3 separate regions of the Homo sapiens genome follow, and regions 1 and 3 are each linked to region 2. Evidence: chromatin contacts called from ENCODE Hi-C or POLR2A ChIA-PET data. All regions are on one chromosome and are shown on one strand. The core of a region is the stretch at or near the end of the contact, and the rest is flanking DNA. Distances in the headings are between cores, read along the strand shown.

Region 1 (4,233 bases), core at 1,671-4,170, 1.2 Mb before region 2:
TGAATGAACTTTTCTGTGAGTTTCTCAAAGGACTCATGTTCTTCTCCATAACTATGCCTTTGCATATGCTGTTCCCCTGGCCTGGAAGGCCCTTCCCAATCGTTTCTACCCAAGGACCATGCTCACGTGCTGCCCGCTTCTGGGAAACCTTTCGTGAATTCCTGCAGGGGACTCTGCTGGTCTCTCCTCTCACACCAGAGCATCTGTGTGCACGTGCACATTTCTGTTTTGAACTAATTGGCTTACATCCCCTCTCTATGCCCAGTACAGGAGTGGTGCCTGGAGGAAGCTGAGGAGGTACAGGAAGTCTATCAGCACTTCACAGAGGAAGGAAAAGTGGGGATTGTGAAAGCCTCAAGGCAAGGTGACTCTGGGTTCAAGGCTCACCAGCTGGTGACCCTGGGCAAGTCACCTAACCTCTCTGTGCCTCAGCTTCCCTTCTATAGAATGGGAATATTATTACATTTTGTATAGTTTGTACATCATTGGGTTGTGTGAGAATGAAATGAGTTAAGATATGGAAAGCACATAGAACAGTGTCTGGCATGTGCAAATCCCTCAGTAAATATTAGTCATTTTTATTATTATCAAACTGGAAATAGTCATAGAGTTGCCTAAAGGATTAAAGAAAGTACTTTTGATGAAGTGTGAAGCATATAGGAAGGTCTTTGTCATTATCATTAACAGTATCGGCCAGGCGCGGTGGCTCACGCCTGTAATCCGAGCACTTTGGGAGGCCGAGGCGGATGGATCACGAGGTCAGGAGATTGAGACCATCCTGGCTAACACAGTGAAACCCTGTCCCTACTAAAAATACAAAAAATTAGCCGGGCGTGGTGGCGGGTGCCTGTAGTCCCAGCTACTCGGGAGGCTGAGGCAGGAGAATGGCATAAACCTGGGAGGCGGAGCTTGCAGTGAGCTGAGATCACGCCACTGCACTCCAGCCTGGGGGACAGAGTGAGACTCTGCCTCAAAAAAAAAAAAAAAAAAAAAAGAAAAAAGAAAAAAAAGAAACAATATCAAGAGCAGTGCCCAATCCACTGTGATTTCCAGAATTAACTTACAAGTTGAGGCCACATAGCTATTGCTTTTTTGAGCAAATGAAATGATGAATATGATATTTTTTTCTTTTCTTTTCTTTCTTTTTTTTTTTTTTTTTTGAGGTGGAGTTTCACTTTGTTGCCCAGGCTGGAGTGCAGTGGGACAATCTTGGCTCCCTGCAAACTCTGCCTCCTGGGTTCAAGCAATTCTTCTGCCTCAACCTCCTGAGTAGCTGGGATTACAGGCGAGCGACACCACACTCGACTAATGTTTTATATGTTTGGTAGAGACAGAGTTTCACCATGTTGGCCAGGCTGGTCTTGAACTCCTGACCTCAAGTTATCTGCCCACCTCGGCCTCCCAAAGTGCTGGGATTACAGGCGTGAGCCACCGCGCCCGACCAAATATGTTTTTTGTAAATGATAAAATGACAAGCAAAAATCATGATGGTTTAATAAACGTTCATTGCCCTACCCAAAACATAGTCCTGCCTGTAAGTGTGGCTCGTTTTGGGACCTCGGTGGCTTCAGACTTTCAAAAGGGTGGTTTTACTCCCAAAGTCCTGGCTTTTGGGACCTAAGGCAGAAGCTAGTGATGGAGACGGGGAGCTTGGCATGTTGCTTTGCTTCTGACAGGTTAGGAAGCCTCTTCCTTGTCTCCATCAGTAAACAAAGGGAAGTCATTATTCGCTCCTGCAGATGTTGTAACGTTAAAAAAAAATTGGCCATCAGATTGAGAGAAAAGGCTAAGTCACTGGAGCCAATTTCTTTTGTACAGATGAGAGAACTCAGGCGAAGAAAGGGGAAAGGACCTGCTCAAAGCCACAAAGTAACGTACAGCCAGGGCTAGAACCCAGATCTCTAGACCCCTAGTTCACTGCCCTTTCACTGGTGATTGCTTTCCAAAAACTCAATGCTCTCCAAGTCCGGAGCCCCATGTCCTTAAATGGAAGGTGATGGAGGCTCAGTGCTCCTGTCCAGAGACCAGGTGGGGAAGACTTTTTGGAGGCAGGGAAAGTGAGATGGGCAAAGCCAATATGCAGGACACCCTCCTACCTACCTACCTACCGTGCAATTACCTCAATCTTCACAACACTGTGAAGCGGAGACTATCATTATCATCCCCATTTTACTTCTGTAAAAGGGGGCCAGTAACACTGCAGGGATGTAAACGGAGGCCCAGGATCGTCCCATCGTCCCATCGTTCTCTGCAGCTCTTGCTCCTAGAGGCTGGCTATTGCTAAGGTCCAGAACGTGTGCAGGGCACAAAGCAAATAGGTCTCCGGGACTGGGATGAGGTTTTGCCTCTCTATACCCCGTGGTACCCAGCACAGCGTAGGCACGGGGTAGGTCCTGGCTGATCAATCGTCCTGCCTTTTGAAAATGCCATCTTTTCCACAGGCTTGGCCATGCTGTACACCCCGGGATACACCTTCTCATACCAAGTCTCCACTCTCATGTGGTTCTATTCTTGGACTTTCCATCGCCTCCACGTCCCCTGAATATTTTTTCTGTCTCTAGCTCTCAGGAACTTTGATTCCTTGGCTGCCTTATTCTTTGTGCACTTTGGTCAAGAGCCAAAGATCTACTGGTCTCAGCTTTCCCACCTGTACAAGGCGGTGCAGAGCCATTGGCTGGCTTTGACGCGCTATTAGTTCGAATTCGGGACGTAAGAACCGCACAAAATTACCGAGCCCCACTTTCTCTCCGCTCCCCACCATCCCCTCCCTCGTTCGGAAAGCGCCTGCGCAGAAGCCGCCGGCCCGCCCTCCACTATTCGAATCCGTATCCGCCCTTTTCGCGCCCTCGAAGACTCGGCGCTCGACAGGCGTCTACCAGCTTGTCTTCCGGTTTCGTCGCCGCCGCAGGCGCACCTGCCGAGTTCCGAGCGACCGATGGAGATGGCGGCTGCGGCTGAGTGACGGACGGTGGAGGCCCAGAGCCCGGGCCTGAAGGGGGGGACAAACCTGGGTGCCCGCAGGAGCCCGGCAGGGTACATACAGAGGGTCAGGCCCAGTCTGGGGGGCGGGGACACGACTCCTCCAGAACGGAGACGGGCGGGCCGTGTGTGGTTGTGGTGGGTGTGACGTGAGAGGTGGGAGATGGGGCTTTCAGGCCGTGCGTTTCGCTTGTGTGTGCCTTTGATGATTGGGCTCTGTGTGGTTGTGCGGTTACGCGGGGCGTATACACTTGGGTTTGGTTGTGCAGCTGTGGGTGGAGTGGGTGGGTGCTTGTCTCCCGAGCGGTTGTGTTTGATTCTCTGGTTGTGTAAAGCTGAAGCGTTTGTATTCTGAGTTCGTGTGGAGATGTTCGGAGTGTTTTGTGTGGTGTCTGTGCGATGTGTGACGTTGTCATGTCTGCTTCACGGGATTGAGTCGTTCGTGTTGTGTGTGGTCATGCGATGTGTGTATAATCATGTTAGTTATGTGGGTTGTGGTTGCGATCGTGAGGCCGGGTTGAGTGCGGCTGTGGGATGTGTCGTCGATGCGGCATGTGGCGGGGTGACATTCATGCTGGATGTACGGCTGCAGAACATGTAGCTATATTTATTTTTTTTATTTTTATTTTTTTTACTTTTTACGTGATTTAGAGTGCGAGGGGCTTGCTTATGTGTTCAGTTATGGTTGTGGGGTCCAATTCGGTGGTTGTGTTAGATTTCTTTATGGTGTATGCTTAGTTATATGATTTTGGAGTTCATTCATTTCTTCGTTCATTCATGGAGCTTTATTGTGCTGCTTCATTGTGTGTGCCAGGTACTGTGCTAAACCCTGGGGAGACGGCGAAGTGGAAAACATATAGAGTCTGTGCCCTCCCAGATTTTACAGTCTTACTTGGTCACTTCACGTATGTACCTGCGGTTATAAATTGAGATGAGTGCTGTGAAGGAGAAGTCCATTCTGATGCTCTGAGTAAGAGGCATTTCTTTTGAGGAAGTGAGGTTTGGGTTTGGGCTGAGGCGTGAAGGGTGGTTGTGTGGCATGGATGTGGTGGGCTTTGTGTTATTTGTGGTCGTTAGGGGTGAGTGCATGGGAAGAAAGGGAGCTGTCAGAGTCAGCATCAGATGAACCACTGGCTGGGGAGGGAACAGGCCAGACCTAGGGCTGCTATATTCCAGTGGAAAAGTTATGAAGTCACTGGGTTTCTTAACTAGAGGGAAAAAATAGGGACCTGGTGTCTCATTTGTTTATTTTCT
Region 2 (4,586 bases), core at 2,023-4,522:
CTTCACGTTGAACTAGGTCCTGAAGGATGAGTAGAAATTTGCTAAAGGGAGAAGGAAAGAACATTCCAGGTAGAAGGACCAGCATGTACAGGGCATGTACATCACTGGAAAGAAATCTCGGGGCCATCTTGGACTTGTGCTTGCCACAGTGTGCCAGGTGCTTTCCTGGTCATGTCATTCAGTGCTCAAGAGAACCCCATAAAATTGATACGAATAATTTTTTGGAAAAAAGTATTATATTGTCTTTATTAAAATGATAAGTGCTTTTATAAACCATTCAAGCTATATAGCAAAATGTTGCCAAAATGGAGAGAGGAGGGCAATCATTACAAACCCTAGTTCCCCAAACCTAGAATTAATATTAGGCAACATCATTCCAGATGTTTGTCTAGGTATATATTTGGAAGGTGGAGTGGGAGTGGAAGAAAGGATGGGAGACGTAAGAGAGGGAGGATGGGTAACAGGAAGGAAAGAAGAGAGGCAGTGTGCAAGGAAGGAAGGAAAGGAATTTTATTAAAATGAGATTATACTGTATATGTCAATTTAAACAATAAAATACATGAAGCATATTTCCATATGAATTTAACCAAAGGAAAGGAAATTTGAGTGAAATAAAAGCAGTTGTTAACTTTACATATTCGATTTGTTAGCAAAATGAGTATTTTTTACAAGATCACTCCAGGTTTGTGGAGAACATTAAGAGATTAGGGGCCATCTCCCCGCTAAATTACATGTTTAAATCCTAGCATTTATTTTTCCCTGTTATGAAGAATGAGAAAATTAAGTCCTTCACACTTTCTATCATGCTCACACCTAACATACTGCCGTTGGGCTATTGATTCTATTTATTTATTTATTTATTTATTTATTATTTTTTGGAGACAGAGTCTTGCTGTCTCCCAGGCTGGAGTGCAGTGGCACAATCTCGACTCACTGCAACCTCCGCCTCCCAGGTTCAAGCGATTCTTCTGCCTTAGCCTCCCGAGTAGCTGGGATTATAGGAGCCCACCACAATGCCCAGCTAATTTTTGTATGTGTTTTCAGTAGAGATAGGGTTTCACCATGTTGGTCAGGCTGGTATTGAACTCGTGACCTCAAGTGATCCGCCTGCCTCACCCTTCCAAAGTGCTGGGATTACAGGCATAAGCCACTGCCGCACCCAGCAGTGCTATTGATTTTATAATGCCAAGGTCTGTAATATTCACAGACCTTGTAATATTCTGCCACCTCCCTTCCCTTGAATATTTAATCGTAGTTCTGGGTTGGTTTGTTAGCATTGCTCACCTCTAGTCATACATTGACTTTTCCCTTTCCTAGTTTCTTTTTTTTTTTTTTTTTTTTGAGACAGAGTCTGGGTCTGTCACCCAGGCCAGAGTGCCAGTGGCATGATCTCAGCTCACTGCAACCTCTGCCTCCTGGGTTCAAGCGATTCTCATGCCACAGCCTCTTGAGTAACTGGGATTACAGGCATGCACCACCACACCCGGTTAATTTTTTTTTTTTTGTAGAGATGGGGTTTCACCATGTTGGCCAGGCTGGTCTTGAACTCCTGGCCTCAAGTGATCTGCCCTCCTCGGCCTTCCAAAGTGTTGGGATTACAGGCAAGAGCCACTGTGTCCCTTTCTGAATTTCTTATTTAGATTTATCTCTTGATTGCCATAGACCCACCTTATGGATAGGAACATTAAGGCTTGTTCAAAGTCACATTGCCCATGGCAAATCAGTGCAGAGCCAAGATTCTGACAAATATTTGCCTCTCCAGAGGGAGAGCTCAGGAGACCCATGGCAGCTGTGAGATTTTGGACTTGGGTATTGGCATCTAGGGAAGGAGGGAGTCACTCTCTCTTCTTGAACTTTCTGGGGCTGCCAGAGGAGCCTGGACAGGACTCGGGGCTAACTCTGCCTCAAGGGGTCAGATTAAGGGTTGGACAGGTTTCCTGTAGTGCCTCTAACCCAGCCCTAGAGATCTAAAGAAGGAATTAGTGATTCAGGTGACTGGTTCTAGATTTTTTTGGACACGGAGGACTAAGAACAGAAAGTAGGACAATGAGGAGGCCCAATGCATCTGTTTTTCTTCCACTAGAAACAAAAATCCCCCAACCCAGAGGCCTAAACAATAATAGATTTTTCTGTCACTTAAAAAAAAAAAGCCCAGAGGCAGGCTGCGGGGCTGCTATGGCAGCTCAACCATGCCATCGTGTCCCTTCTTGTTTTCCATTTGGCCGTCCTTCTCAAGATGGCTGCCAGAGGAAGGGGAAACTCAAGGAACTGAAAGCCCAGGGGCTTCCACCTACATCTCTTTCAACAGAACAAAGTCATGGCTGCCCCTAGCTGCAAAGGATGCTGGGAGATGTAGTTTCTAAAGTCAGTCACAAGACAGAAAAAGTTTATCTTCAGGATAATTGAGATTTTTCACTACTTTTTAGTCTACAATAATGAAAACAGCTACACTTAGTCATTTACAGATATTCATTTGAAGTACCATCGAGGGACCAGGCACAGAGCCAGCTGCCTTGTGTAAACTGGTGAACGAAGGGCTTGTCCTCTCCTCACCTGACTTACTTAGGGAATAGTCACTGTGTGCAAAGTACCTAGTATCTATTACTTCATTTAATGTTCATAACAGTACTAGGAAGTAATTACTATTATCCCCATCCTACACACAAGTAAACAGAAGCTCTGAGAGGCTAATAATCTATCAAGGCTCCATAATTATGTAACAGATCCAGAATTCAAATCCATGTTGGTCTAGTCCAGAGCTTCAGCCATTAACTATTCCATACTAGTGGGTTCCATCCATGGCTGTGTCTTAGAACCTCCCTGAAAGCTTTTTATATGCTCCACAGAGATTCTGATTTAAGTGGTTGGAGGTAGGGTTCAAGCATCAGTCTGTTTGTAATTATCTTATTTAATCCACACAACAACTGGAGATGAAGGTATTTATCTTTCTATTTAAAAATCAGAGAAACTAAGACCCAGAGATGCAGACTCACTTGCCTAAAGTCACACAGTAATTCCACAGTGAAACTGGGATATATGATCAGATCTGTCTTCTCCAAAAAGCCATCCTTAGCTCCAGAGAAAGGCAGCCTCCCTAAAGCTGGGGGATATACTGGCCAACCACTCTGCTCCAGCCCCAGAAGCCTCCCAGGGAATGTGTGTGCATGAGGGGCAGAGCGCCAGGTGGCAACTAAGTGATAAACAGGCCAGGACATGCCAGGATGTGTGCCGGAAGCCCAGCCCACTAAAGGCAGAGGTGTGGCTGGGCCAGGGTGGGGGCCGGACGTGGGGATGCACTTTTTCCCCAGCACAACAAGCTGTGGGCTTCCTCCCTCCCAGCTGAGCCCTGCCTGATATGGCAGGCCCAGAATGGGTCGCTAGCTAGAGAGTGGAGGGGTGGCAGGAGGGCAGGGGCCCAGGGCCAGTCCCCAGAGGAAGTCACATGGCTGGGGGCACAGGCATGACCCAGGAATGGTGAGGGGAGGGAGATATTTCAGGCCCGAGAGGAAGGGCCCAGCCCATGAGATGAATCACCCGGGCCGGAGATTATCCTGAGGAAGACCTTGGGGGTGGAATGGTGATAAGTGCTCTCCTCCCGAGGTGACCAGGAGCCCACGGGCAGATGGCCAGCGGCCGGTGAGGCAAAGTGTGGCTGGGAGCGCACAGATGAGTCTGAGAGGGCCCACCAGATCCAGGTGCTTTCCAGAAGGGACTTCTCAGTGACCCTACAACATGAGGGGAAGCCCTGGAGACCAGTCACTTGCACAAGGTCACAGGGCCAGAGATGGGATTTGGAGTGGGAGTGTGCCTTTCTGTTTCCGCAGCTTGTCTCCCCAAAGCAGGGAGCTAAGACTGCCACTGCCCTCCTGCTCCAGGGGCTTCCTGGGTGGACATGAAACTTCACTGATAAGACACCAGGCTTTAGACTCCGAATGGCAAACCAGGTGTCAGAGCTTATGCTTGCTCCTGGATGAGGCACTAGACTTGTCCCAGCTTCTTATTGCAGGAATGGGAAGTAGGGAGTCCAGAGGCTCACCCAGAACAAGGGGCTTACCCAGGATTCCAGAGCAGGCTGGACAGAGGCCAGTGGACCTGAGTCCTGCCTCCCAGCCCACAGATGATGATCTTCTGGATCTCTAAGGGTGGCCATCAGCATCACCTGGGAACTTGTTAGAAATGCACATTTTGGGGTGCATTTCATTCAGTCCCAGATGGACTGAATGTGAACCTGGGCAGTGGGCATCCCTCTGAGCATTAACAAGCCCTCCTGCAGGGGATTCTGGTGCCAGCAGAACATAAAGTACACACACACACACACACACACACACACACACACACACACACACACACACACATATTCACCGGGTGGTATTTGGTATAAAATGGCCTCACAATGGTCTTTACCTCAAATTCAATTAAAACAATCCCATCCACCTGATGATCCATCCATGGGCTCACAAACCATGAGAATGCAGAGGTCCTTCAAAATCAACAGGGATTTGTTTCTCAAGCTGGAGGGATATGTGGGCTCCTTGAAAGGGGAAACTTGTACACTACTCCCCCTGGCCAATAAACACACTCAATGG
Region 3 (4,246 bases), core at 1,246-3,745, 1.0 Mb after region 2:
GCAGTGGTGCCATCATAGCTCACTGAAGCCTCCAATTCCTGGCTCAAGCAATCCTCCTGCCCTTGCCTCCCAAGTAACTGGGACTGCAAAGTGAGTGCCACCAAATCCAGCTATTTTTTTTTTTTAATATATAAATGAGGTCTTGGTTTGTTTTCCAGGCTGCTCTTGAATGCCTGGCCTCAAGCAATCCTCCTGCCCTTGCCTCCCAAGTAACTGGGACTGCAAAGTGAGTGCCACCAAATCCAGCTATTTTTTTTTTAATATATAAATGAGGTCTTGGTTTGTTTTCCAGGCTGCTCTTGAATGCCTGGCCTCAAGCAATCCTCCTGCCTTGGCCTCCCAGAGTGCTGGGATTACAGGTGTGAGCCACCATATCCAGCCCAGCTCTAGACTTTTAGAGAAATTTTAATAGTATTTTACACCACAGTGATTCCTTTTTTTAAAAAAAATTTATGTCCCTAGCATGTACAGTAAACACTAAAGTGATTCCTAAAGAATTCTTCCCTTTTATCACTTCCAGTAGGCCTCTGTGAAACCAAATCTACCTCCGCTTACAAGAAAGATGCTGGGCTGGCCTTCTCTCAAAGTCTTTCCAAACTTTTCTTGGCATTGACTTAGACACCCTAGGAATCTAACTTGAGAAAATGTTTTCATTAAAAAAAATCTCAGGAAGTAAAACCTCCTGAATGATTACTGAGTTGACATAAATCTTATGTGTATATTCTTATCAGAAAAAAAGTATCTTCATTTTGTGGGACACCAATTCATGTATTATTATTATTTTGAGACAAAGTTTCGCTCTTGTTGCCCAGGCTGGAGTGCAATGGCGCGATCTCCACTTACTGCAACCTCCACCTCCTGAGTTCAAGTGATTCTCGTGCCTCAGCCTCCCTAGTAGCTGGAACTACAGGCATGTGCCACCACACCCAGCTAATTTTTTGTAACTTTAGTAGAGATGGGGTTTCACCATGTTGGCCAGGATGGACTCGAACTCCTGACCACAGGTGATCTGCCCACCTCAGCTTCCCAAAGTGCTGGGATTACAGGCATGAGCCACCGCGCCCAGTCGCTGGGTCTTACAGTAACTTTATGTTTAACATTTTGAGGAAATGCTATTCTTTTCCAAAGTGACTGCACCATTTCATATTTGCACTAGCACTGTACGGACATTCCCATTTCTCTGTCCTAGTGAGTGTGAAATGGTATCTCACTGCAGTTCCAGTTTGTATTTCCCTGATGGCTAATGATGTGGATCATTTCATGTGTTCATTGGCCACAGAGAAATGTCTATTTGGATTCTTTACCCATTTTTCAATTGGGTTATTTGTCTTTATAGGTTTGTTGTTGTTGAGACAGAGTCTTGCTCTGTCACTCAGGCTGGAGTGCAGTGGCATTATCACAGCTAACTGCAGTCTAGAACTGCTGGGCTCACGTGATCATCCCAGCTCAGCCTCTCGAGTAACTGGGACTACAGGCATGCGCCACCAGCCCCAGCTAATTATTTTATTTTTTGTAGAGACAGGGTCTTACTATGTTGCCTAGGCCGGTCTTGAACTCCTGGGCTCAAGCAAATCTCCCACCTCAGACTCCCAAAGTATTGGAATTATAGGTGTGAACCATAGTGCTCAGCCAATTTGCACAATAATCTTAAATACAAAAGCTAAGCAAAACAAATCAAGAGCATCTTTAAAAACTAGGCAGTCTGGGAGGCAGGGGCTGCCGTGAGCCGTGAGATGGCACCTTTGCATTCCAGCCTAGGTGACAGAGGGAGGCCCTGTCTAAAAAAAACCAAAAACCAAAAAACAAAACAAAACAAAAAACATCTAGGCAGTAGCTCGTGCCCGTAATCCCAGCTACTCAGGAGGCTGAGGCGAGAGAATCGTTTGAGCCCAGGAGTTCAAGACCAGCCTGGGCAACAGAGTGAGACCCCATTTCTAAAAAATGAACAAAGAAAAACTAGGCAGTTTCGCCCAGTGGTTAGAAGCGTGGAGTTTGGAGTCAAGTCTCCAAATTTCATCTTCCACATATGCAAAATGGAGACAATAATAGGGGTACGTTATAGAATTGTGGTAGGCATAGTGAACTCCATCGCATGTTAGCTGTTTTCGTTACTATTTACTGTCTAAATTCGGTGATGAAATTATTAGGAAGTCTCTGTCTTGTTCTCTTCTGACCACTAAGAGGCGCACTTCGGAGTAGAAGAAACGCGGGCGGAAATAGCCCAAAAGCGGATTGGCTTCGACTTCTGGCGGAAGTAAATTCCTCCCTCCACCAGGTCTTATTAGCTCAGAAAGAATTCCAAATTTCTACGTAGTCCCAAGGATAGGTAGAATACATTTCTCAGTCCTATTCCTAGTTATTATTGTCTATTAAAACATGTATACTCAGAATTTTTGCGGCATTATTTTTTGACGTGTCTTTATTTTATTTAAAAGAGCCGGAGCCGGAAGTGCTTGCCTTTTTCCCTGCTAGGACCCAGGGGTTACGACCCATCAGCCCTTGCGCGCCACCGTCCCTTCTCTCTTCCTCGGCGCTGCCTACGGAGGTGGCAGCCATCTCCTTCTCGGTAAGTGTTAATCCGTGGCAATCCGCATTCCTGCGGGATTCATCTGGCCCCGTCGCCCAGTGGTGCGGAGGCCTCCCCTTCAGCGCGGTAGTGTCTGTGGGTATTGTTATTGTCAGCTTACTGGAGCGTGTACAGGAACAGAACGAAGCCGCCGAGTTGATAGGGCTTTGCGTCCCAGAGCCTCCTGCCCTCCGCCTGTATTCAGAGCTGCGGGCTGCTTGTTTGTTCCTTGGCGGTGGAGGGTGCTAGTTGAGGCCAGACTTCGGGGTCTCCTGGGGGCCGTGGGACGACCAGGGGTGGCCCAGCTTGACAGCTTTCAGCTGGGATCTGTGGATCCCAGCGCTCACCAATGTCGGCCCACGTGTATTCGTTCATGCCATGGCCGGCTTCTTCCGCTGCAGTCTCTGGCCCGAGGGCTGCTGCTGCGGGACCGCCAAGGAAAGACGAGCTGTAGGTCGGCTGGTCCAGCTGCAGGCAGAAATTCTGGTAGTATCTCTGGGAATATGAAGATGCAACTGCCCCCACCTTGCCTTCGAGGATATCATGGGCCAGAAGGCAGAGTCGTTTTGAATACGTGGTTCATTGAGTACCCACTCTGGGCCAGTTGATGGCTGCGAAGAGAGCAGAAGGGGTGCTGCTGTAGGAAATCAATGGCTCGGAAGACCACACTGAGGAAGGTGTGAGTTGATACTGGAAGATCTCCAGGTTTGAGGCATCTTCAGAGGTATATGGTGGTTTTGTGTGTGTTGAGGGTGTGGTAGCGCAGCAGCTCCCTAGGGAATTAGAAGGTTTTATTGAACATTTACCCTGTGACAGGCACTGCAGGCATTCAGCGCGCAGTGTCATCTTCATTTTACAGGTGAGGAAAAGACTCAGGTTCAAGTAGATGGTCAAGGCCAGTACTACCGGAAGGACCATCTGGGGGTTCGGACACTGGTGGGGTGGGATTTGCTGCCCCTTGCAAATTGAGAGTGTCTTGGGGTCAGTTTTGATTTGCTCAGCTGTTGGCATTCTTTGGGCTCTGAGTGGGTGAGGTGACCCTTGACCTCCTGGGATCGCATCTGGAGAGTGCCTAGTATTCTGCCAGCTTCGGAAAGGGAGGGAAAGCAAGCCTGGCAGAGGCACCCATTCCATTCCCAGCTTGCTCCGTAGCTGGCGATTGGAAGACACTCTGCGACAGTGTTCAGTCCCTGGGCAGGAAAGCCTCCTTCCAGGATTCTTCCTCACCTGGGGCCGCTTCTTCCCCAAAAGGCATCATGGCCGCCCTCAGACCCCTTGTGAAGCCCAAGATCGTCAAAAAGAGAACCAAGAAGTTCATCCGGCACCAGTCAGACCGATATGTCAAAATTAAGGTATGTGGTCCTGGGATGGAAATGGGTGTGGGGTGAAGAAAAGAGTTTCCAACAGTTTCTGACATCACCTAGTCAGGATTATCTTTGACCGATGAACTGGCTTGTGGAAGAGCTTTCTGTAGAAATACAGGTCTCCCCCAGTGTGCCCTAGTGCTGGTACTTATGTCTCTTGATGTGTGAAGCGAAACTTTAATGAAAAGGGACATTTGGCCGTTTTGATGTGTTCAGAGGGCTTTGCATTTGTGTCCTGTATTTTGGGTTGCCTTGTGACAGCAGGATCCCTATTTTATAGACAAGAAAACTCAGGTGCTGAGAGCAGTGTCTGCAG

What was found. A loop is a pair of places that touch in the nucleus more often than their neighbours do. ChIA-PET counts read pairs that join two places held with the same protein, here RNA polymerase II (POLR2A). Pooled maps may share reads with other maps.
Region 1: a loop to region 2 is called in a map of CD4-positive, alpha-beta T cell, with 5 times the contacts of the local background. The contact joins the promoter of RBSN here to the enhancer-like site in region 2. A Hi-C loop is called at or near these places in 2 of 168 maps with a recorded cell type or tissue (CD4-positive, alpha-beta T cell and CD8-positive, alpha-beta T cell) and 7 of 50 pooled maps. POLR2A ChIA-PET finds 5 or more read pairs at or near these places in 1 of 52 experiments (PC-9).
Region 3: a map of CD4-positive, alpha-beta T cell shows a loop between it and region 2 (4-fold over the local background). The contact joins the promoter of RPL32 here to the enhancer-like site in region 2. A Hi-C loop is called at or near these places in 1 of 168 maps with a recorded cell type or tissue (CD4-positive, alpha-beta T cell) and 5 of 50 pooled maps. POLR2A ChIA-PET finds 5 or more read pairs at or near these places in 1 of 52 experiments (CD4-positive, alpha-beta memory T cell).

Annotation. Positions count from the first base shown.
Region 1 is chr3:15,097,835-15,102,067 of GRCh38, reverse strand. It overlaps RBSN (rabenosyn, RAB effector), which reads left to right and starts at 2,920. Exons shown (of 14, transcript NM_022340.4): 1 at 2,920-3,033; 2 at 3,794-3,949. RefSeq lists enhancers at 2,833-2,962, 2,851-3,715 and a silencer at 4,053-4,132.
Region 2 is chr3:13,889,602-13,894,187 of GRCh38, reverse strand. No RefSeq gene overlaps it. Among named protein-coding and RNA genes, the nearest start is that of WNT7A, 12 kb to the right of the region's middle. Within about 2 kb of position 3,272, at least 7 of the 41 ENCODE cell types and tissues checked have a DNase peak (open chromatin) inside an H3K27ac peak, as active enhancers do; they include CD4-positive, alpha-beta T cell and CD8-positive, alpha-beta T cell, where a contact is called at or near this core.
Region 3 is chr3:12,839,814-12,844,059 of GRCh38, reverse strand. RPL32 (ribosomal protein L32) reads left to right here and starts at 2,495. Exons shown (of 4, transcript NM_000994.4): 1 at 2,495-2,566; 2 at 3,818-3,918. The coding sequence starts at 3,823. It overlaps SNORA7A (small nucleolar RNA, H/ACA box 7A), which reads left to right and starts at 3,610; the gene lies at 3,610-3,748. RefSeq lists enhancers at 1,917-2,166, 2,260-3,196, 3,197-4,135.